2 separate regions of the Homo sapiens genome follow, and region 1 is linked to region 2. A link is a loop called in an ENCODE intact Hi-C map of the cell type or tissue named here. Cell type or tissue: gastrocnemius medialis. All regions are shown on one strand. Each heading gives the region's core, and the rest is flanking DNA. Links, peaks and the distances in the headings are about the cores only.

Region 1 (11,832 bases), core at 2,419-10,418, 280 kb before region 2:
TCACTTGACTGAACATGCTCAAGAAGGCATTGCTTCTGGTGCTCCAGCGGGGACAGGTTTCTGCTCACAGGTTTCCCCACCCCTGGGTTAGCTGCAGGGTTGGGTGACAGCCCTCCACGAGCATCTGGGGCTGACAGCTCTGCCTGGTGCAACGTGACGCTTGGGGCCAATTGACTCACACGTTTTCCTTTCTGATCTAGCATTCGAGGCTCACTCCCTGATCCCGGGAGGCTGACGGGACTGGCTGAGAAGTCTTCTGTGCGGAGCTGTACAGACGCCTTGTCCACAATGAGCCTGTGGCTTGTCAGCCCCCGAGCGGAGCGGCGCCCACCCACCTCTGTCCCCGCCATGCCGACAGGCCTGAGACACAGTCTGCACGTTGGCGGCCGGCTGCCCCTCCCTGATGACGGTGTGGCCTGTCTACCCTGACCGCCCCCATGGACACACGCTGGGAGCAGGAGAAGCTCCGAGTCACCTCCAGGTCCAGTACCCAGGAAATGGCTCCATCCAGGGATGCCGTCCATGGATGTCCAAGTCCCAGATGTCACCGAGGGCAGCTGTGGGGGGCCTTGCTCCCCAGGCCCCCATCTCCTGACCCGGCGTCCCCTCTGTGACCTGTTGTGGGAACCTGCTCGGGGCTTAGCATGGCCTGGATGGTCCACCTGCCCCTGCTGTGAGGCCTGGCCCGCAGGGGGTGGGAGTGAGGCAGCCGGGAAGCCTCCGCGGGGAGGTTCGTATGGCGGGGAGGTGCGTATGTCCACGCCGTGTGTGTTGTTGTGCTGTGGGGCGTTCCCTGTCCCCAGCCGCCCTCGGGGGACCCTGGAGGCTGTGGAGCTCCCGACCTCTGGCTGCGCTGTCCTTGCCGCACAGTTAGAGATGTTATGCTTGGAGCTCCAGCTCTTGCTGTGGGACCAGAAGTCTCTGGGGACTCGGCAGCCATGTCCTGAGGGATGGTGGGCCTGCGGCGCCCTCGTGTGCCAAGCAGCGGGCGTCCTTGGACAGGGCTGGGACTGCTGGTCTCCCGCTCCTTCTAGAATGAACCTCTGCAGCGAACCTTCTGGCCTGAGGCTGTGCCTGGGCGCCCTTGGTGGATGCAGGAGCCAGATGCTGCTGGGTACCCAGGTCCCGACCCCGCGAGGACGCCGCCTCGTCCACCACGCACCTGAAGAACGCGCCCCAGGGGACCTGCAAGACGGAGCCGCCGCCCCCTTCGCACCTCCTCCTCGCTGCGGACCCCTCCTGAGTCAAGGGTGAAGATGGAGCTGCCGCCCTCTCCTGAGTCCAGGGTGGTGGTCGCACCTCCTCCTCCCCCTCCCATTTTCTACGCAGGGAGCATCTCCCGGGAACAACAGTGCCCGTGGCCCACAGCCGCTGCCCACTGCAGGAGACACAGGTGGCTCTCAGACACGGTGTGGGTCGGAGGTGGGGGAGATGGAGCGCTCCCTGGGCGGCCCCCCATGGGGCTGCCACTGCCTCCCCAAGAACCGGCTCACCCTGCCCCAGGGCCCCGCTGAGTCCCACAGACACAACGGATCCACAAACCCTCCCATAGGGAACCCCGCTGGCGAGGAAAGCTCCACGGTGGAGCATGCCCAGAGTCCTGACCTCCCTCCCTCCCTGCTGGGAGCACCCAGAGTCGCCTCCCCAGAGCGGACACCTCAGGTGCCGGGGCCGAGTGTGGGGCGGCGTCCACGTTCAAGTGCACGGGAGCAGCGGAGGGAGGCGCACTCGGAGAGCGGCCTCATTGCACCTACGGGGTTTCTCCCTTTTCCCGCAAGCCTCCTCCTGCAAGTGGGAGGAGGACCAGCTCTGCCAGACGCCAGGTCCCCGTGGAGCACCATGTCTGCAGACCCTGCCCCAGCGACAGCTCACGCCACGCTCCACACCAGCCCCCAGGCCCTGTCCCGTCAGTGGCGGGAGAGGTGATCTTGACGGGTCAGCAGTGGACGGGGTGGCAGCGTCACGCATGTGCAGACGGGGACACAGAGGTGTGAAGAAGCTGGAGCTCACCTCGCAGGGAGGGTGCAAAGGCCCTCCCCGCGGACAGATGGCAGCCCTTACCTGTCAGCCTCTTGGTCCACGGCTCGTGCAGCGTCCCCACACAGGGCGGGAGGGGAAAGGCCGTCCCCGCGGTTCCCTTCTTGCGCCCGCCATCCCCACCTGGGCTGCTCCTTGTGTGCAAAGGCTTGGGGTGAGGCTTCGGTGCCCGCCGGGGTCCATGGCCTGCAGGGCTGGCCCGTGCAGGGGCTTCCAGGCTGGGTGGCTCTGGGTGCCCAGGGCCTCTGTGACTTCTGGAGATTCACTATGGAGGCAGCCTCTGGCATCCGTGTTCCAGCCAGCTCCGCCCCCTCGTCCCACCTCCTGTCACCACGCTCCCCACGCCTTCCTTGGCTCAGTCCCGCGGTGCTCCCAGCTGGCGGCTTGGGCGGGATCTTGGCCTTCCTGTCTCAGGTTGAGTAGGGAGGCAGAGGGTTGATGGCACCACGCGGCCCGCGGCGGCCACGGCTCTTGTCTGTCCCCACAGAGATGATGATGAACGAGGGTGGATGTGGGGTCTGTTGGCCAGCGGGTGCTCAGGACCCCAGCAACATATTGCAGCATCGGAGGGGCCCCTGAGGCGTCGGGGAGCCCTCCCAGGACCATCCCAGGGAGCCTCCAGGTTCCCCTGAATGAAGGTCACCGTCCAGCTTTCATCTTGTCATCAGGCCAAGCCTCTGTTGTTTCTGAAAATCTTCCTCCAGACACCAGTGGCAGCTACTGTGAGAACCAAGAGAGAGGAGGGGACCCGCGGCTGGTGCTTCTGCACAGAAGCAGTTCTCACCCCTGCTTGGCAGGGAATGCTACACATCCCTGGAAATGGGATGGGGGCTGCCGTCCGGGAGAAGGGACCCAGGGTCCAGCAGCCAAGGCCAGGCCCGTCCCGGAGAAGCCCCCGAGAAGTCGGCAGAGCCAGTTCTAGTTCTGGCACATCCCACGTGGACGGCAGCTCCACGCCCCACACACTGCCCCTTCTCACTCTTCCTCCACGGGACGGGCGTGCAGAGACCAAATCTCCCTGGGTCTTCAGGATGGAGACGCGACGTCCCATTTTGTCCCTGCTTTCTGGTCCCACTGGAGGAAAAGGGTCCGATTCAATGTGGGGCTGGAAGAAATGAAACGTAGAGTGCAGAGTCAGCGAGGCTCCGCTTGGCTGGAGTGAGGGGCGAGGGCCGAGGGGCGAGGGGCGAGGGCCGAGGGGTGAGGGGCGAGGGGCGAGGGCCGAGGGGTGAGGGCCGAGGGGTGAGGGGTGAGGACCGAAGGGCTGCGTGGAGAGGATGTCAGGGAGACTCCACTTGGCTGGAGTGAGGGGTAAGGGGTGAGGGATGAGGGGCTTCATGGAGAGGGAGAGCCCTGCTCCCAGGGGAAGCTCCTCTCGGGACCTGCTGAAGGGTGCAGACTCGAGGACCGAGGCGAACAATGATGTGACGTCCTACTTGCCCCTCCTCCAGTTTGGAAGGAGGCAGCCATCTATGCTGGCGGGTGCCATGGTAGCAGCAGCCATGACCTGTAGACTCCAGCTATCCTGGCCTAAGCTGCCCGGCCTGGCAGGGAGACCAAGCCCTCCTGGCTGAATCTCCAGCACCGCCCGAGCTTGTGCTCAGCACCACCCAGAAAAGAACAAGGACGAATCACAGAACCACCGTGTCTGCCCCCAGGGCCTGCTGCCGAGTGCCACCAAAGCAGAAAGACCCCCTAGAGAGGGTCCTGCATGTTTCTGCTACACTGGGGTGGTGGTGGGAACCCTGCTCTCCTTCCCGTTCAGGAAAGGTGAGCACCTTGCGGCCTCTACAGTGGAAGACTCCGGGTCCTGACCCCCAGGGAGGGACTTCCAGTGTTGAAGGACGCGGGTGGCTTTCTAACAACCCTTTTGGGGATGCTGGGTCATCGCCTTCCAGTTGATCGAATGGCAGGTGGGCAACTCCCTGGCAGGGCAGGGGCAGAGGAGTCTTCCGGGAAGCAGAGCGGGACCCCTGCTGGGCCCTGCCAACGAAATACTCACCACGTCAGGGTGCCAAGACGGACTATGACCAGAGAATGAAAGCTAAGGAGAAAAATAAGAACAAAAATAGAAACTGAAACGGAAAGGGGAGGATGGAGAAACGGAAGGAAAGAAAGAGAAAAAAGAGTTTGTAGTGCTTCTGGCAAGAAATACACGCGATTACAGACTGAAGACAGAGCTGTTGGCAGGGAGGAGAGGACGCTATTAAGGACTGTGCCGAGGGAGGGATGCTGCCCAAATCCCCGGGTCTGAGGGGTGGTGCCGCCACCCCTAGGAACGCACTGGGGACTCTGCACCGGGCAGATGCGGGTGGTGGGCGCTGGTCAGGGGCCCCACACCCAGCGTGTCCCCAGCACCACAAGGCCAGCCTCCCGGGGACTGGGTCTCCTCCTCCCTGAAGTGAAACCCATCGCTGAGACCTGCTGCAGGAATTTTTGGCAAGAGCACCAATGGGGTAATAATAATGGTGAACGTTGTATTGAAAGACATTCCAAGTGCCCAGCAAACAAAAGCAGGCCTGTGAGAATATTGTGGTCTCAGTCCCACCGTAAGCAGCAAAGTACAACCAGCACCCTGAGCAGACAAAGCGCACACAGTCTCACTCTGGGCTGGGGGTCGGGAGCCAGGCCCATCTGGACACGAGAGAAAATCGGGCAGTGGGGCATCGCTTGGGAATGAAGAGCTATTTAGCTAGATTTAAGAAATAACACCTGATCTATTTTTTTCTTTGGAGACAGGATCTCAGTCGGTCACCCAGTCTGGAGTGCAGTGACGTAATCATGGCTCACTGCAGCCTCAACCTCCCAGGCTCAGGTGATCCTCCCACCTCGGCCCCCTGAGTAACGGAGATTATAGGCACGTGCCACCATGTCCAGCTATGTTTTAAAATTTTTTTCTAGAGACAGGGTCTCACTATGTTGCCCAGGCTGGTCTTGAAATCCTGGGCTCAAGCGATCCTCCCATCTAGGCCTCCTAAAGTACTGGAATTACAGGCATGAGCCACCACGCCTAGCCCTCACATTTTTCTAGTATTTAATACAAACAAATATCCTTAGGTTAAGATGCAAAATGAAACAGACATTTGGTTTGGGGAGAGGCTTTGCCCTCTGAGGCTCCAGCCCCCAGAACACTGTGTCCCCTCCCGGCAAGGCCGGGTGCCCCTGCGTGCTAGTGGGTGCTTCCCCACGTGGCCTGGAGTCCACCGGGGCCTCAAAGGCTGTGCCTTGAGTAACTCGTTCCTCAGGATGATGATTCTCACAGGCGGCAGTGAGTGCCCAGTGGAAGGGCATGGGTGTCACCGCCTACGAGGGGCGGGGCAGGGCTAGGGTGGATGTGGGATGACACACGGCCCGTCTAAGGCGACTGCTGTCCAGAGGGACCCGGTCTCTCCTGGCAATTGCAGAGCATCTGTGGGCTCCTCCTCAGGCCGGGACCAGCACATGCCAACCACAGGGGCATCCCAATGCCAGCCTCCTGTTCTCTCCGGAAGGATGAGGCAGAAGGTGGGGCCACTGACCATTTCATTCAGCCCTCGGAGGGAGCCCGTCCCTTCAGTGAGCTCCACCGCATAGCAGATTTAGCAAAAAGTCTCACTCTGAGCTGGGGGTCGGGAGCCGGGCCCCCAGGACCAATCACAATGGAGTGAACACTGTCACCCCCAGACATGACTGAACCAGCCCCACGTGGGAGAACAAGCGCTGCCCTGAACGCCTGCAGGCAACCCCGGGAGAGACTCTGCTGTGCTCCCCTCATCCTGACTTGGGGAGCACCAAGTCTGTTATGTGCATGGACAGAGCAGCCCTGACCCCACACCTCACGGAGCTGGGACCCCGAGAAAGAGCCAGACAGCCCTCCCCAGCCCTGGTGTGTGGCCTCTGCCTAACTGCACGTCAACGGGTGCTTCTGATCCGGGAACTGGATTCTTAGACCAGTGCAAGGTGAACCTGCACGGATCAAAGGCTTCCACACAGCCCAGGCTTCAGTGATGGGAGGAACCCGAGGCCGTTGGCTCCAGATGGGGAAACTGAGGCCACAAGAGGAGTGGCTCCTCTGCGGTCGCATGGCTGGGCCCTGGCAGGGGCATTCCTAGACCCTGGGGCTCCTGTCTCCGGGTCCAGAGCCCTTGCAGCTACCACCCAGCTCAGCTCCGCCCAGCTCAGCTCCGCCCAGCCTTCAGGCCTCCAGGCGGCCGCTTCCCGCTGCTGTTGGGAGCGAAGTCTGCTGCCCCAACGGCCTGGAGCTGAGTGACTCAGGTCGGGGTGACACCGGGTTCCTCTCCCTTGATCTTAACAAGCAACCCCCAAAACTGCATTTGTTTTACCTTTTCCTCCAGTTCCTTTATTTGTCTCTTCTGAGCTTCTATTCTTTCTTCTAACTCTTTAATTCTCTGCAAGATTAAAAGGAAGAACATCTTCAATAGTCACAGTACTCGGGAAACCCAAATCCTTCAAGATTTTCATTCATTTCCTTGGTAACAGATCGTCGCAGAGCAGCTGGCATGGCCATGGCCCGTGGCTCCTGACGAGGACACAAGCCTTTGCTGCACTGCTCTGGCAGGAGAGTGGAGGGTCTTCGCCATGCCACACTCCCCGTGGTGGGAACAATATCCTTCCAATTCCTGCAACTTCAACTCAGAAAGCACAACGCCTGACAGCCAGGGAAATGGTAGGAATGGATTCCCGGTCCCCCAGATGCCACCGCAGCGGAGTAAGGGGCCGCCAGAGGGTCGCAGGAGAGCTGGGCACAGAGAGAGCCTCCCGGTGAGGGGGATGCTGGCGCCTGGGGTCCCCCAAGCATCCGAGCTCCAACCACAGCCCCTCTGAGGCAGCAAAGGGGTTGCAGGTCACTGTCCTCACCCTGAGCCCCTGGAGACCAAAGAGGCCCAGGAGGCTAATGAGGAGCCAGCAGAGCATGGCCAACATTAACCCACCGATGCCCACAGCCAGCTGGCACACAGCACACTTGTTTATGTGAATTTCAACTAAGCCTTCGCTAGTGGTGTTCTTAACAAGGAATACATCCATAAAGCCGCCTCCCAGCCAACCTGGCTCACGGAGAAGCTGGGCCGTGTCCTACACATCCAGGCCATCTAGTCAGCAGGGCTTCTCACCTCCCATTAGAGCAGAACTGACCCAACAGGCCTGAGGTCCCACAGTGCCCTGAGGCAAAGGCAGGCCTTGGGCTGCTGTCCCCAGAGAACATCCTTGCCATCAGGAAACAGTGTCACGGAAAAGACAGTACCCAGGGGTCCAAAAGAGGGGAACTGCCACCCAGAGGCCTCCGCAACACGCCCAGGACACTAGGCTGGTAGGGGAGGCAGTCTGGCCTGAGTGCCTGCCATTGACAGGCATGGCCACCAGGGGTGTGGCCATCAGAGGGTGTGGCCAGCAGGGGGCGTGGCCATTCTGGGGCATGATCATCAGAAGGTGTGGCCATCCAAGGCTCTGTGTGGAAGGCGTGACGGTTTGGGGGCATGGCCATCAGGGTGTAGCCATCAGAGTGTGTGTTATGAGGGGTGTGGCCACTGGAGGGTGGGGCCACAGAGGGGTAGTGGTTGGAGGTGTGGCCGTGGGAGGACCCCCCCTGGCTCTGTGCAGGTCCTGGCCAGGTCTTCACGCCAGCCCTGCCCCCGCCTGCCACACACCTGCTGAGCCAGCTGCAGCAGCTCCATGCGCTCCCGCAGGATCTGGGCGTCCCGCTCGCGCAGCTCACTCATGACCTGGCGCTTCCACTGCTCCACGGCCACCTTGAGCTTCTCGCGCTCCTCCTCTGACAGCAGCTCAGCCACCTTAGCCCCGGCCTCCTGCTGCAGGGCATCATACAGCATGGCTTCCAGCTCCAGGATGTGCTGGGGCGGAAGGGGAGACGCCTTAGTCCTTGCCTTCTCCCCAGAACAAACCTTTCAGGAAGGGCAACGGAGGCCGGGCCACCCTCCGCCTGGGAGCAGGGCCAAGAGGATATGCAACAGGGAGGGACCCAGTGCTGTGGCCTCTGCAGAAGGACCAGGGGCCCCACGGACCTCCCCAGTCTGTGAGAAGACCCTAGAAGCAGAGACGCTGACCAGGCCAGCAAGAGCCAGGACCCTGACCCCAGAGTGGGGGAGGACTGAGCTATGAAGTGGGGAAGCTGAGTGGGAGGTGGAGGGGCTGCAGGTGGCCTGTGGGGATACAGCAAGGTGGGAGGGAGCTGAGTGTGGGGTCACACGCTGCCTCCCCAAATCCAATTCACAGACCCATGGAACCCGATCCTGGTGCTATAACCAGCAGCCAAAATACATAATAACCCAGCAGCCAAAATACACACCTTTTCATGAATTCCTGGGGTTTGGCAGTTTGCTCTGTATATTTCAAAGCTTTTCTTAGGCAAATTTTATTGATACAATCTTTGTAAAAAACAAATTCTCACACTACAGAGGCTCTTTCTTCCCAACCAAATGTAACATCTTCAGAGATAGCAGAAATATTAGGAAATGGAAACAAATGCTTTTGGGCCTCAGTTACACTTTATTGTTCTTGGCGGCCACAAAATAAACTGTCCCCAGCTGTCACAACCAGCTCGCACATCAACCTCCACTTCTTACAGTCACAACCAGCTCACATGTCAACCTCCACTTCTTAGAGCAAAAGAGCTTGGTGCCTTTAAGATGAGCTCCAGCTTCTAAAAATAAACCTGGTCAAGTGCTGGCTTGGAATTAACCTCATGGTGGCTTCACGTGCACCTGGTGGTGGGAGGTGCTCATCAGGACCTCCGTGGTGACACGAACTGTGGGCTGCCTGGATGAGCCTCCCTGCCTTCGGCAGCCACACAGACCACGGTCTCCCACACCCATGTCCAGAGAGGCAAAGTCGGCACTAGCCCCTGCCATAAAGAGCCACCACTGCCCCAGGAGGAACCAGTCATTCCCCTCCTTGCCCCAGTGTCTCCCAGAAGCAGAGCAGGAAGTGCAGAAAAAAACCTCGGTGCTCACAGGCCTGTGGGTCACCTGAGGGCACCCGAGCGACCGAGAGCCACACCATGAACGACATAGGAGAGAACCGGGCGAGTGTGCAGGGAAAGGGAAGGAAATCAACAGTGAACTCAGAAAACTCGGAGCATCCCAAACAAGGGGGCCTTCCTGTTGGAAGTGGAGAGAGAGGCCCACACATCAAACAGGAAGTGGCCCCCCCAATATCACACAGGAAGAGGCCCCCCCAGCATCACCCAAGAAAAGACCCCCTAGCTTCACCCAAGAAGAGGCCCCCCCCAGCATCACACAGGGAGAGACACCCCCCAGCATCACACAGGGAGAGACACCCCCCAGCATCACACAGGGAGAGATACCCCCCAGCATCACACAGGGAGAGATACCCCCCAGCATCACACAGGGAGAGATACCCCCCAGCATCACACAGGGAGAGATACCCCCCAGCATCACACAGGGAGAGACACCCCCCAGCATCACACAGGGAGAGACACCCCCCAGCATCACACAGGGAGAGATACCCCCCAGCATCACACAGGGAGAGACCCCCCCCAGCATCACACAGGGAGAGGCCCCCCAGCATCACACAGGAAGAGACCCCCCCAGCATCACACAGGAAGAGGCCACCGCCTGCATCACACAGGAAGAGGCTCCCCAGCATCACACAGGGAGAGGCCCCCCCCAGTAAGACACAGGAATAGACCCCCCCCAGCATCACACAGGAAGAGGCCCCCCCAGCATCACACAGGGAGACCGCCCCCCCAACATCACACAGGGAGAGACCACCCCAGCATCACACAGGGAGAGACCACCCCAGCATCACACAGGGAGAGGCCCCCCCAGCATCACACAGGGAGAGGCCCCCCCAGCATCACACAGGGAGAGGTCCCCCAGCATCACACAGGAAGAGACCCCCCAGCATCACACAGGAAGAGGCTCCCCAGCATCACACAGGGAGAGGCCCCCTCAATAAGACACAGGAATAGACCCCCCCCAGCATCACACAGGAAGAGGCCCCCCCAGCATCACACAGAAAGACACGCCCCCAGCATCACACAGGAAGAGGCCCCCCCAGCATCACACAGTGAGAGGCCCCCCCCAGCATCACACAGGGAGAGGCCCACCCAGCATCACACAGGGAGAGGCCCACCCAGCATCACACAGGAAGAGACCCCCTAGCATCACACAGGAAGAGGCCACCGCCTGCATCACACAGGGAGAGGCCCCCCCCAGTAAGACATAGAAGTAGACCCCCACCAGCATCACACAGGAAGAGGCCCCCCCCAGCATCACACAGGGAGACCCCCCCCCCAGCATCACACAGGAAGAGACCCCCCAGCATCACACAGGAAGAGACCCCCCCAGCATCACACAGGGAGAGGCCCCCCCAGCATCACACAGGGAGAGGCCCCCCCCAGTAAGACATAGAAGTAGACCCCCACCAGCATCACACAGGAAGAGGCCCCCCCCAGCATCACACAGGGAGACCCCCCCCCCAGCATCACACAGGAAGAGACCCCCCAGCATCACACAGGAAGAGACCCCCCCAGCATCACACAGGGAGAGGCCCCCCCAGCATCACACAGGGAGAGGCCCCCCCAGCATCACACAGGGAGAGGTCCCCCAGCATCACACAGGAAGAGACCCCCCCAGCATCACACAGGAAGAGGCTCCCCAGCATCACACAGGGAGAGGCCCCCTCAATAAGACACAGGAATAGACCCCCCCCAGCATCACACAGGAAGAGGCTCCCCAGCATCACACAGGGAGAGGCCCCCTCAATAAGACACAGGAATAGACCCCCCCCAGCATCACACAGGAAGAGGCCCCCCCAGCATCACACAGTGAGAGGCCCCCCCCAGCATCACACAGGGAGAGGCCCACCCAGCATCACACAGGGAGAGGCCCACCCAGCATCACACAGGAAGAGACCCCCTAGCATCACACAGGAAGAGACCCCCCCCAGCATCACACAGGAAGAGGCCACCGCCTGCATCACACAGGAAGAGACCCCCCCAGCATCACACAGGAAGAGGCCACCGCCTGCATCACACAGGAAGAGGCTCCCCAGCATCACACAGGGAGAGGCCCCCCCCAGTAAGACATAGAAGTAGACCCCCACCAGCATCACACAGGAAGAGGCCCCCCCAGCATCACACAGGGAGACCCCCCCCCAGCATCACACAGGAAGAGACCCCCCAGCATCACACAGGAAGAGACCCCCCCAGCATCACACAGGGAGAGGCCCCCCAGCATCACACAGGGAGAGGCCCCCCAGCATCACACAGCGAGAGGCCCCCCAGCATCACACAGGAAGAGACCCCCCAGTATCACACAGGAAGAGGCCCCCCCAGTATCACACAGGAAGACATGCCCCCAGCATCACACAGGGAGAGGCCCCCTGAGCATCACATAGGGAGAGGACCCCCCAGCATCACACAGGGAGAGGCCCCCCAGCATCACAAAGGAAGAGGACCCCCAGCATCACATAGGAAGACATGCCCCCAGCATCACACAGGGAGACACGCCCCCCCAGCATCACACAGGGAGAGACCCTCCCAGCATCACACAGGAAGACACACCCCCAGCATCACACAGGGAGAGCCTCCTCCAGCATTACACAGGAAGAGAGCCCCCCCACCCAGCATCACGCAGAAAAAACACACCCCCGGCATCCACAGGAATAGGCCCCCTCAGTAAGACACAGGAATAGACCCCCCCCAACCAGCATCACACAGGGAGAGGCCCCCTCAGCATCACACAGGGAGAGGCGCCCTCAGCATCACACAGGGAGAGGCGCCCCCAGCATCACAGAGGAAGAGGTGCCCCCGAC
Region 2 (11,832 bases), core at 2,146-10,145:
CTTCTCCACATGCGTGGCTGCTGTAGGCTCTGCTCCCCTCGGATTTCTCCCAGTTGCCCTTGGAGCAGCCTCCCGGCAGTTTCTACCGAGGCCCTCTCTCTGGTTCCCAGCTTCCCTCCAAGCCCAGCCACCAGGAAGGAATCCCACCTTCCTGGAGTTTGGTGTTCTTGTCTTCTATGCAGAAGGTTAAGCCCAGAGTGCCTGGCGGCATGGCCCTTGGACCTCACCTTGCAATGGCAGAGGCAGAGGCATGCATTCCTGAGGTCCTTTCCCAGATAGCTGGAGGGGAGTAGAATTGTGGGGAACCGAACCCTGTCCCCTTTTCTTTCCCCGGACTCCTCCCATTGGGTGGAGCAGCTCCTTTTCTTCTGGGCGTGGCCCTTCGCACGGAACCAGGGGACACACTCTCAAAGCCTTCACTGTTCAGTTTAAGATAACGAGCCGAAGTACAGGTGTAAGACAGAAAAATGTGGAAGGCTCCTTGCCCTGTGTGCCAGCTCTCTGTCCCTGAGTCTCTGGGTTGGATGTCTGAGCAGATGTCTGAGAGGACAGCTAGAGGGGGGCCTCGGAGGAGGAGCCAGTCTGCCACAAGCGGCCCCCCCCCCGCCGGGCTGGGTACACTGGCACCTGTGGTCGGCTGGAGAACGGCCCCCCAAGGACGTCCACGTCCCAATCCCTAGGACCTGTGACAGCAGCCTCTGGAGCACAGGGACTGTGCTGATGTGATTGAGTGAAGGATCCTGAGACGGAGAGGATCCTGGGAGACGCGGTGGCCAGGGGGAGTCACAGAGTGGGCAGGAGGGCTGGAGAGGGAGGAGAGGTGACTCAAGCAGAGGCTGGCGGGCTGGCCACCGCGAGGAGGCAGGCGGCCTCACGGTGGGAGAGGCAAGGGCTGGCGACTCCCCTGGATCCTCCAGAGGGCACCAGCCCTGATTTCAGCCCTGTGAGGCTGCTTTGAGATTTCTGACCTGCAGAATCTTACGAGGACATTTGTGCTGTTTTAAGCCACTAAATTTTGGTCACTAGGTAGAGCAGCCACAGAGAATGAATATGCGTCCCCAGGGAAGTTGGAGAATGTGGGGGCTGGGGGCCAAGCAGCCACTTTAGGAGCCTTGGAGCAGTGGCCTCAGCAGAGGCCCCGGGCCCTCCTCAGGAAGGGGACGCAGCTGCAGGGCACCAGGTTGCCCCAGAGTGTCCCCGAAGGGCGTGGAGAAGCTCCTGCTCCCCTATGTGGGTGAGGACTGAACTCAGCCTGCCTGTGTGTGTCTGTGTCCATATGTGTCCCTGTTGGGGCGTGCGCCTCTGTGAGTGTATCTGTCTCCGTGTGTGTCTATCTCTGTGAGTGTGTCTCTGTGTGTCTACTGTGTGTGTCTCTGTTTGTGTGTGTGTCTGTATGTCTCTGTGTCTGTGTGTGTGTGTCTCTGTATATCTCTGTGTGTGTATCTCTGTGTGTCTGTCTCTGCGTCTCTGTCTCTGTGTGTCTCTGTGTGTCCATCTCTGTGTATATCCCTGTGCGTGTGTCTCTGTGTGTGTCTGTCTGTGTGTCTGTGTCTGTGTGTGTGTCTCTGTGTGTCTGTGTCTCTGTGTGTGTGTCTCTGTGTGTCTGTCTGTGTGTGTGTCTGTGTGTATGTCTCTGTGTCTCTGTCTCTGTGTGTGTCTCTGTGTGTCTCTGTCTCTGTCTGTGTGTGTGTCTGTGTGTATATCTCTGTGTGTGTCTGTCTCAGTGTGTATCTATCTCTGTGTGTCTGTGTCTGTGTGTGTGTGTCTGTGTGTGTCTGTCTCTGTTTGTGTGTCTCTGTGTATATCTCTGTCTGTGTCTATCTCTGTGTGTGTCTGTCTCTGTGTGTATCTGTCTCTGTGTGTCTGTGTCTGTGTGTGTGTCTGTCTCTGTATCTCTGTCTGTGTCTCTGTCGCTACGTGTGTCTGTCTCTGTGTGTCTCTGTGTATGTGTGTGAGTGTGTAGGCCCTGAAGAGGTCTTGTGGTCACCATGAGGGGCCCCCACCTGAGGGTGAAGAAGGGTGTTGGCAGAGGGCTGGGAGGGTAGATGTGGGTCTGAGAGACGCCAGTGTGGACGCCTGCTAACGGAGAGCCAGAGCCCTCCCCTGTGAGAGACCAACAGAGAGAAAGAGGGACGGGGACCCCAAACCAGTGTGTTTATACAGATTTGACAGAGCTCGGGCCTAATATGAACCCTGAACCCAGTTGTAGAATGGTGCCATGCTTGTTGCCTGATGTTTGCAGACTGAGAAAGACAAACCCCCTGGGTGTGTGTCTCACCAGCACACTAGCTTTGTTCAGTGGGGAGGCCACTTCAGCACCTGCTCCCTAAGGCCTCCCCCAGTGTCCTGGGCCCGGCAGTGAGCGCGGGAGTGATGCAGGGGCACAATGACCCCATGGACGGCTGCAGAAAGAATGGGAAAGACCTGCGTTTCACCCACCTCCATGCGTATGTGAGCCTTGAGGTACAATCATCCCACCGTCAGAGATTTACTCATGTGGCCTCAAACAAAGGAGAAGGCAGTGATGGCTTCTGAGCAGATGGTGCTTTTCCCAAGACGGAGTTGACAGGATCTTAGAGCATGTCTGGGATTTTAGTTACTCCAGGCAAGGGAACCCGCACGTGGATCTCAGAATTGTGAATATACTAGTGTAAATCTAGGGTAAAGGTTGTTGACATTTTTTAAACCAAGATGATACCCTAATTGTTTTTTAATTTTTCAAATAATTATTTTTATTTTGTTTTAGAGAAGGAGTCTTGCTCTGTCACCCTGGCTGAAGTGCAGTGGGATGATCATAGCTTACTGCAGCTTTGAACTCCTGGCCTCAAGTTATCATCCTCCCTCAGCCTCCCAAATAGCTCGGACTACAGGTGTACGCCACCATGTCCGGCTCCTAATTGCTTTTTAAAATTAATGGACTTTATTTTCTAGAGAAGCTTTAGGTTTACAGAAATTGAGCAGATGGTACAGAGAGTTTCCATATACCCCCTTCCTCCACACACAGATACAAATTCTGCTATTAGTCATGTTTTGTACTAGTGTAACTAGTAATTATTGACATTAACTACAATTGATGAACTGCTATTATTGATATCTTGTTATTAACTAAAGTTCATAGTGCACATAAGCGGCCACTCTTTGTGTTGTATAGTTTCATGAGTTTTCACAAATGCATCATGTCATGTATTCACCATTATAGTATCATATAAAACCGTTTCATGGCTGAGCATGGTGGTTCACACCTGTAATCCCAGCACTTTGGGAGGCTGAGGCAGGAGGATTGCTTGATCCCAGGAGTTTGAGACCAGCCTGGGCAGCATAAGAAAGGAAAACTTAGCTAGGCATGGTGGTATGCACCTGTAGTCTTAGCTACCCAGGAGGCTGAGGCGGGAGGATTGCTTGAGCCTCTTAGCTACCCAGGAGGCTGAGGTGGGAGGATTGCTTGAGCCTCTTAGCTACCCAGGAGGCTGAGGTGGGAGGATTGCTTGAGCCTGGGAGGTCAAAGCTGCAGTGAGCCATGACTGCATTACTGTGCTCCAGCCTGGATGACAGAATGAAACCCTGTCTCAAAAAAAAAAAATCATTTTACTGTCCTAAAAATAGCCTGTGCTCCACCCATTCGTCCCTCCCTGCCCCCAACAACCCCTGGCAACCATTGCTCTTTGTATTGTCTTTATAGTTTTGCCTGGAATGTCATGTAGTTGGCTTCATATAGCCTGTGGCCATTCCAGATTGGCTTCTTTTAATTAGTAATAGACGTTGAAGACTCCTCCAGGTCTTTTCACAGCTTGATGACTCATTGTTTCTATTGTTGAATAGTATCCCACTGTATGACGCACCACGGTTTTTTGATCCATTCACCTTTTGGAGGACACCTTCGTAATTTCGACTTTTGGCAATTGTAAGTGAAGTTGCTATAAACATTCATTTCAGGTTTTTGCATGGACATGTTTCCAACTCATCTGGAATAATTCCTAGGGGTGTGGGTGCTGGATCCTATGGTAAGAGTGTGTTTAGCATTGTAAGAAACTGACAAACTGTCTTTCAAATTGGCTGCACTATTTTACATCCCCACCAGCAATTAATGAGAGTTCCTGTTGCTCTTCATCCTTACTAACATTTGATATTGTCAAATTTAAAGTTTAGCCATTCTAATAGGCATGCAGTGGTATCTCATTGTTGTTTTATTTTATTTTATTTTTTTGAGACAGAGTATTGCTCTGTTTCCCAGGTTGGAGTGCAGTGGCATGATCTTGGCCCACTGCAACCTCCACCTCCGGGGTTCAAGTGATTCTCCTGCCTCAGCCTCCCAAGTAGCTGGGATTACAGGTGGGAGGCCACCACGCACAGCTAATTTTTGTATTTTTAGTGGAGATGGAGTTACACCATGTTGGCCAGGCTGATCTCGAACTCCTGGCCTCAAGTGATCCACCCGCCTTGGCTTCCCAAAGTGCTGGGATTACAGGTGTGAGCCACAGCACCCGGCCTGTTGTTTTGATTTTCAATTACTTAATTATGTATGATGCTGAGTATCTTTTCATATGTTTATTTGCCATGTGTATATCTTCATTTGTGAGGTTCAGATCTGTTGCCCATTTCAAAATTGGGTTGTTTGTGTTCTTACGGTTACATTTTAAGAGTTCTTTGTATATTTTGGATACAATCTTTTATAAGGTATGTGTTTTGCCAGTTCTTTTCCAGTATGTGGCTTATCTTTTCATTCTCTTAACAATGTCTTTCATGGAGCAGAAATATTTAATTTTAATGAAGTCCAACTTATCATATTTTTCTTTTATGGCTTATGCCTTTGGTGTTGTATCTAAAAACTCGTCTCCAAATCAAAAGTCACTAAAATATTCTTCTATGTAATCTTGGGGGAGTTTTATTGTTTTGCATTTCACATACAGGTCTATGATCTATTTTACACTTATTATAGCTGAAAGGCCAAGAAGCAGTCAGGTCTATGATCCATTTTATTTATTTATTTATTTTTGAGACAGAGTCTGGCCCTGTTGCCCAGGCTGGAGAGCAGTGGCATGATCTTGGCTCACTGCAACCTCTGCCACCCAGGCTCAAGCGATTCATGTGTCTCAGCCTCCCGAATAGCTGGGATTACAGGTGTGTGCCACCACACCCGGCTAATTTTTGTCTTGTTAGTAGAGATGGGTCTCACCATGTTGCCCAGGCTGGGCTTAAACTCCTGCCCTCAAGAGATCTGCCCACCTCGGCCTTCCAAAGTACTGGGATTACAGGCGTGAGCCATGACGCCCAGCCTAAGAGGTTTTGTTTTTGTTTTTTTTTTTGTTTTAGAAATAATTCACAGGTGGGGATAACTTCATTTCAAAAATAAAAATATCAGCTTTATGATATTCCAAAACATGGTTTTGTTCTCTAGATTATACAAATCAGGCAGCTCTAAGGCAGTTCTGAGCCTAAATATCAGCAGAAGGCACAGAACGGAAGGCATAGACTCTGTTCGAAGTGTCTGGTAATTTCCCTTCACTGGGAGCCTATTTGAATTCAAATTATGCACAATAAGTGTCAAGTCTTCCCCCATTTATCTGAGTAACTTAAAAATCCTGTGCAGTGAAACAAGATCTCTGTACATCAAAGTCCCCTTAACCATGTGAATCTTCTCACGTTCTCATGGGAGGAAGTGCCAAGTTGACTGATAAGATGACTTTCTGCTTGCTCCAGAAAGAAAGGCTCCTCCACTCCCAGAAGACGCAGCGTGGGCCTTTGTCTCTTCCCTTCTCCCGCCACCGGCTCGGATCCGCCTTCTCCCTGGGAAACCATCATGGCACTCAGCACTTTGCTGTCTGCCGAGTGGGTCACCTCCTGAGACGTGCCACTGACAGGGCAGTACACCATTAAGAGGGGTGACTCATTCTCAGGGGTCCGGTACTGAGTCTTCTGTCAATACATTCAAACAAAAGGCGTTATAAAACCAACTGAAAACAAGAAATTCTAGAATGTGCCCTTTCCAACTTGACCCACGCATGCTGGTTCAGGGAGCACTTCAAGTCCTCTGAGCTCTAAAAATAAGCCTCAGTGAGTGTCCATGAGCCTGGGGGTGTAAGACCAAGACCCTGGCTCCTTGGGATCACGGTGGATGGGAGTATAACTGGAGATGCATTGGCCCCAGGCGGCCCACCAGAAGCAGGGTGGACAGATAGCTGGGTGGAGCTGGGGCAGGGCCACCACCCTCCTGGCCAGGCTGGGGCTGGGCACTGGGAATCTAAGTCATGGTATTCCCAGCCCAGCTTTAATTCGAGGACCCCGCGTGCATTTCCAGCCTCTCCGGGTTTGTTTGCTCATCCTTGATAAGTCACAGTTCTTGCTCTGCTGACCTACCTGCCATAAAGAGTTATGAGGCCAAAAGAAAATAAATGAAAGCTCTCTGAACACTGGTGACGTGCTTCCTACCTGTGAAATGCTCTTACTGTGAATCTTTGCAGAGCTGGGAAATCATTTTCTGGGCCCAGCTCTTACTGTCGAAGTACAAACAACCTGAGAAACACTGCAGACCCGCAATCCTGCCAGCTGAGCCCAGGCCTGCAGATACACACCCTGCAGAGCGCAACCCTCCGGCCCTGGGCGCCTCCCAGCCAGGGCGCGGCTGCCCTCTGCTGCCTCCTGCTGGCCGAGTGTGAGCAGCCCCTCAGCGCAGACTTTCCTTCCAGTCTGGCAGGTTTAGCCCCAGCGGGAGGCGGCATCACCCCAGTTCCTACAAACGACCTCGGGAATGGAAAGCGCACCCGGGCCGAGGCCCGCGCTCCTGCCCGTGCTGACCATGTGGACACCCAGGGACTTGGGGCAGGGCGCGGAGGCTGCCTGGATGTGTGGCGCAGGCGCCTGCGTGGAAACACCAAGTCCAGAAACCCTGGCTCTGGCGTGGGCCGCAGCAGGTGTCTGTGTCCCCCCCAGCAGGTGTCCGTCCCTCCCCAGCAGGTGTCTGTCCCTCCTCAGCAGGTGTCTGTCCCTCCCCAGCAGGTGTCTGTGTCCCCCCAGCAGGTGTCCGTCCCTCCCCAGCAGGTGTCCGTCCCTCCCCAGCAGGTGTCCATCCCTCCCCAGCAGGTGTCTGTCCCTCCCCAGCAGGTGTCTGTCCCTCCCCAGCAGGTGTCTGTGTTCCCCCAGCAGGTGTCCGTCCCTCCCCAGCAGGTGTCTGTCCCTCTCCAGCAGGTGTCTGTCCCTCCCCAGCAGGTGTCTGTGTCCCCCCAGCAGGTGTCCGTCCCTCCCCAGCAGGTGTCTGTCCCTCCCCAGCAGGTGTCTGTCCCTCTCCAGCAGGTGTCTGTGTCCCCCCCAGCAGGTGTCCGTCCCTCCCTAGCAGGTGTCTGTCCCTCCCCAGCAGGTGTCTGTCCCTCTCCAGCAGGTGTCTGTCCCTCCCCAGCAGGTATCTGTGTCCCCCCAGCAGGTGTCCGTCCCTCCCCAGCAGGTGTCTGTCCCTCCCCAGCAGGTGTCTGTCCCTCTCCAGCAGGTGTCCGTGTCCCCCCAGCAGGTGTCCGTCCCTCCCCAGCAGGTGTCCGTCCCTCCCCAGCAGGTGTCCGTCCCTCTCCAGCAGGTGTCCGTCCCTCCCCAGGAGGTGTCCGTCCCTCTCCAGCAGGTGTCCGTCCCTCCCCAGCAGGTGTCTGTCCCTCCCCAGCAGGTGTCCGTGTCCCCCCAGCAGGTGTCCGTCCCTCCCCAGCAGGTGTCCGTCCCTCCCCAGCAGGTGTCTGTCCCTCTCCAGCAGGTGTCTGTCCCTCCCCAGCAGGTGTCTGTGTCCCCCCCAGCAGGTGTCCGTCCCTCCCCAGCAGGTGTCTGTCCCTCCCCAGCAGGTGTCTGTCCCTCTCCAGCAGGTGTCTGTGTCCCCCCCCCAGCAGGTGTCCGTCCCTCCCCAGCAGGTGTCTGTGTCCCCCCAGCAGGTGTCTGTCCCTCCCCAGCAGGTGTCTGTGCCCCCCCAGCAGGTGTCTGTCCCTCCCCAGCAGGTGTCTGTCCCTCCCCAGCAGGTGTCTGTGCCCCCCCAGCAGGTGTCTGTGCCTCCCTCCCAAGGCAGGTGTCTGTCCCTCTCCAGCAGGTGTCTGTGCCCCCCCAGCAGGTGTCTGTCCCTCCCCAGCAGGTGTCTGTGCCCCCCCAGCAGGTGTCTGTGACTCCCTCCCAAGGCAGGTGTCTGTGACCCCAGAGCAAGTGGCCAGTGCCTTTCCTGGCAGGCCTCACCAGGAATTCTTCTGTCCCTTTGAGCTTCTCCGTAGGAAGCCAGTGGCACTGCCTGACCTCTTTTCTGCCAGTACCACTGTTTCCTAAGGTGAGTGCCCTGGGGTGAGTTTTTCTGGGGTGAGATCTCCTAGCGTAGGTGCCTCTGGGGTGAGCATTCCTGGGATGAGTTCTCCTTGGGTCAACGCTTCTGAGGTGAATGCTCCTGGGGTGGGTGCCCCTGGTCCAGGAGCCCAGTGTTTGCCACACACTTCCTCACCCCTTGGAGAAGGCTCTGAAGAAGCTGGGCGTTCAGTAGGAGAGACATGGGTGAACCAGGGAAGGGACAGGGAACCCAGCAGGTACATCACAGCCGGGTGAGCATGGTCACACTACACACACCACAAAACAACATAGACACCCCACACAACACACAACACGCCACACACACCACAAAACCACACACACACCCCACACAACACACACACATGCCACACACACCACAAAACCACACACACACCCCACACAACACACACACATGCCACACACACCACAAAACCACACACACACCCCACACAACACACACACACGCCACACACACCACAAAACCACACACACACACCCCACACAACACACACACCCCCACACAACACACACACACGCCACACACACCACAAAACCACACACACACACCACACAACACACACACGCCACACACACCACAAAACCACACACACACCACACAACACACACCACAAAACCACACACACAACACACACACACACACGCCACACACACCACAAAACCACACACACACCACAAACACACACACACACGCCACATACACCACACGACCACACACATCACACACCACACACCACAAAGACCACACGCAAAACACAACCACACATACACCACAAAACCTCACACACAAAAACACAACCACATACACTCACCACACACACATCACCGCATACACCACACACACACCAAAGCACACACCACATGCACCACACACCACACACATACCACATACTACACACACGGCACACACACACACAAAACCACACACAAAACACAAACACACACATACCACATTCCCACCATACATCACACACACACCACACAAGCACACATCACATGCACCACACTCCACACACACCACACACACATTACATATGCCACACACACCCACATTTCACACGCCATGCACACCACAAAACCACACAGAAAACACAAACACACATACACCATAAAACCACACACACAAAACCCACCATACACACTACACATGCACCACACACACAGATGCACACCACACATCACATAGCACATACACACCCCACACATCACAGCCCTCCCACATACACACACCACACATACTGAAAACTATACACACACACACACTACACACACACGGCACACATCACACTCCCCACCACACACTGCACGTGTGCACACACACACACTCACATACACCACAACACTCAAAGGCGTGGGCTGGTGCCAATGTGCCAACCCCACAGGTGCCTGCCCCCTGGGATGAGTGTGCCCTGGAAGGAGGCGGTCAGGGAGATATGGGTGGGCACCCCTGCGACTCTGCACAGTGTTTGGGGCTGCCAGGGGCTGGCGGGGGAATGGGGAGCAGGATCCTGGCTGGGCCCTCCAGCCCCCCACTGACTTTTCAGGCCATCTTGGCCATTTCTAGCAGGGTCCATGTGGCGTGGCTACAGGTTTTGGGCCACTCACCATGCCGGGCATGGCCAACTCACTGCCCTCCAGCCTCAGGGAATGCTCCAAGAAGTGGTCTGCAGGGAGCCCTCGTTTTTCCTGTCATCAGACCAGACAGATGTAGCCCGTGTGGTACTTGGTGTGCATGGTGCTTGGTGAGTGTGGTATTTGGTGAGCATGGTACTTGGTGTGCATAGTACTTGGTGAGCCTGGTACTTGGCATGCATGGTACTTGGTGAGTGTGGTACTTGGTGAGCCTGGTACTTGGTGTGCATAGTACTTGGTGAATATGATACTTGGTGTGCATGGTATTTGGTGAGAGTGATACTTTGTGTGCATGGTACTTGGTGAGTGTGATACTTGGTGTGCCTGGTACTTGGTGAGTATGGTACTTGGTGTGCATGGCACTTGGTGAACATGGTACTTGGTGTGCATGGTATTTGGTGAGTGTGGTACTTGGTGAGCATGGTACTTGGTGAGTGTGGTACTTGGTGTGCATGGCACTTGGTGAGCATGGTACTTGGTAAGCGTGGTACTTGGTGTGCCTGGTACTTGGCATGCGTGGTACTTGGTGTGCAGCCACCTCGGGGAGTAGCCTTGCACCCACTCCACAGGGACAGGCCTCTCTTCTGCCAGCCTTGGACTGGGCTGGATGTGGAGGAAGTCTGCTGTATCTTACAGCAACGATTCTTCCCATTGAGGGGAGAGGCCATTTCTCTTACTGTCTCCTGTCTCCAAAGAAAAGGAGGAAGTTAGAACTGAAAAATAACAGACTGATCAGCGCCACTGGCCAGGCCTGAAGGTTAAAGATCAACCCTCACCCTAAATCACTTGTGCTATCTATAGATCACAGACAATGGCATGGAGAAATGCTCGCCTTGCTTACCCCCACCTAGTCACGTACCCCATGCTTGCTCAATCTATCATGACCCTGTCACGTGGACCCCTTAGAGTTATAAGCCCTTAAAAGGGCCAGGAACTCTTTCTTTGGAGCTCAGTTCTTGAGACGCAAGTCTGCCGATGCTCCTGGCTGAATAAAGCCACTTCCTTCTTTAACCCGGTGTCTGAGGGGTTTTGTCTACGGCTCGTCCTGCTACACCACGATGTCCAGTGTCGGGGGGGGCATTGATTTCTCTGTTCTCTGGTGGATGTGGAGCTGTGTGAGGGTGGAGACCCCTTCCTACCATGGTGGTCTCCAGTCCTAAGCCCAGGGCTCAAAGCATGGTGTGGAGGAGGTGATGTTTGATATGGGGCAAGTGTCCCTGGTCATTCAGTCTCAGGATGTTTCCCCCCACCCTGTAACCAGGAAGCTCCCCAGTGCTTTAGAAGGTGGCTGCAAAGTTGCCCAGGGCAGGGCCGGCCTCTGCTCCACCAGAGCAGGGCTCAAGGAGGGAGAAGAGGAGCCTGGACCCAGTGTGGCCTCCCAGGGGATGTGGGCAGCCTCAGGGAGCGAGTATGGGGTGGGGCTGCGCTTCCAGGGAAAGCTGATTGGCCAGAGGCCTCCTGGTCCTCACTCTCTGCTGCCTCAGAGGGGAGGGAGATGATGGCCTTCTCTTCTCCTGCGCAGCCTCTCCCTGTTACTAGTACCCCCCCGAGTGATAGAAGCCCCCTGCAAACTAGCTGGGCCACTCTTGGGCAGAACCCACGTCAGCCTGATCTGACCTCTTCCCAGGATTTCTGACGGGACCTGGTAGGGGAGGATTTGGGTCATGAGGCTGTTGAGACATAAAGCCCAGTGTTGCCTGGAGCTGTTTCCCGGCTCCAGGCAACGTTGAGGGTGGGGGGTCAGAGGGAAGCAGAGAGATGGGTCAGAGTGAGAAATGCCCTGAGCCCAGGCAGGGATGGAATCAGCTCAGCCAGTGGGGCCGGAGAGTGCCGGAGCCCCCAGGATCCTGAGAGGACAGCGATGGTGTTAGCGGTGGGGAGGACCTC

The links. Hi-C counts contacts between places; a loop is a spot of excess contacts. Peaks named below come from ENCODE experiments on the same cell type or tissue, not always from the same donor. Only the 100,000 strongest peaks of a DNase experiment are listed, where the experiment ranks them.
Region 1: it touches region 2 in a loop (7-fold over the local background); 2 of 110 quality-filtered maps call a loop at or near these places.

What each region holds. Positions count from the first base shown.
Region 1 is chr10:132,159,263-132,171,094 of GRCh38, reverse strand. It overlaps JAKMIP3 (Janus kinase and microtubule interacting protein 3), which reads right to left. Exons shown (of 24, transcript NM_001323087.2): 20 at 7,683-7,886; 21 at 6,360-6,425; 22 at 4,040-4,112; 23 at 2,062-3,142. The coding sequence ends at 4,062. Among named protein-coding and RNA genes, the nearest start is that of JAKMIP3-AS1, 22 kb to the left of the region's middle. RefSeq lists an enhancer at 6,893-7,592. In gastrocnemius medialis, for the core only: a CTCF peak has its summit at 7,382 (motif pointing right); a DNase peak (open chromatin) is centred at 8,714.
Region 2 is chr10:131,880,338-131,892,169 of GRCh38, reverse strand. It overlaps the pseudogene LOC100134362. Among named protein-coding and RNA genes, the nearest start is that of PPP2R2D, 15 kb to the left of the region's middle. In gastrocnemius medialis, for the core only: a CTCF peak has its summit at 6,645 (motif pointing left); a DNase peak (open chromatin) is centred at 6,639.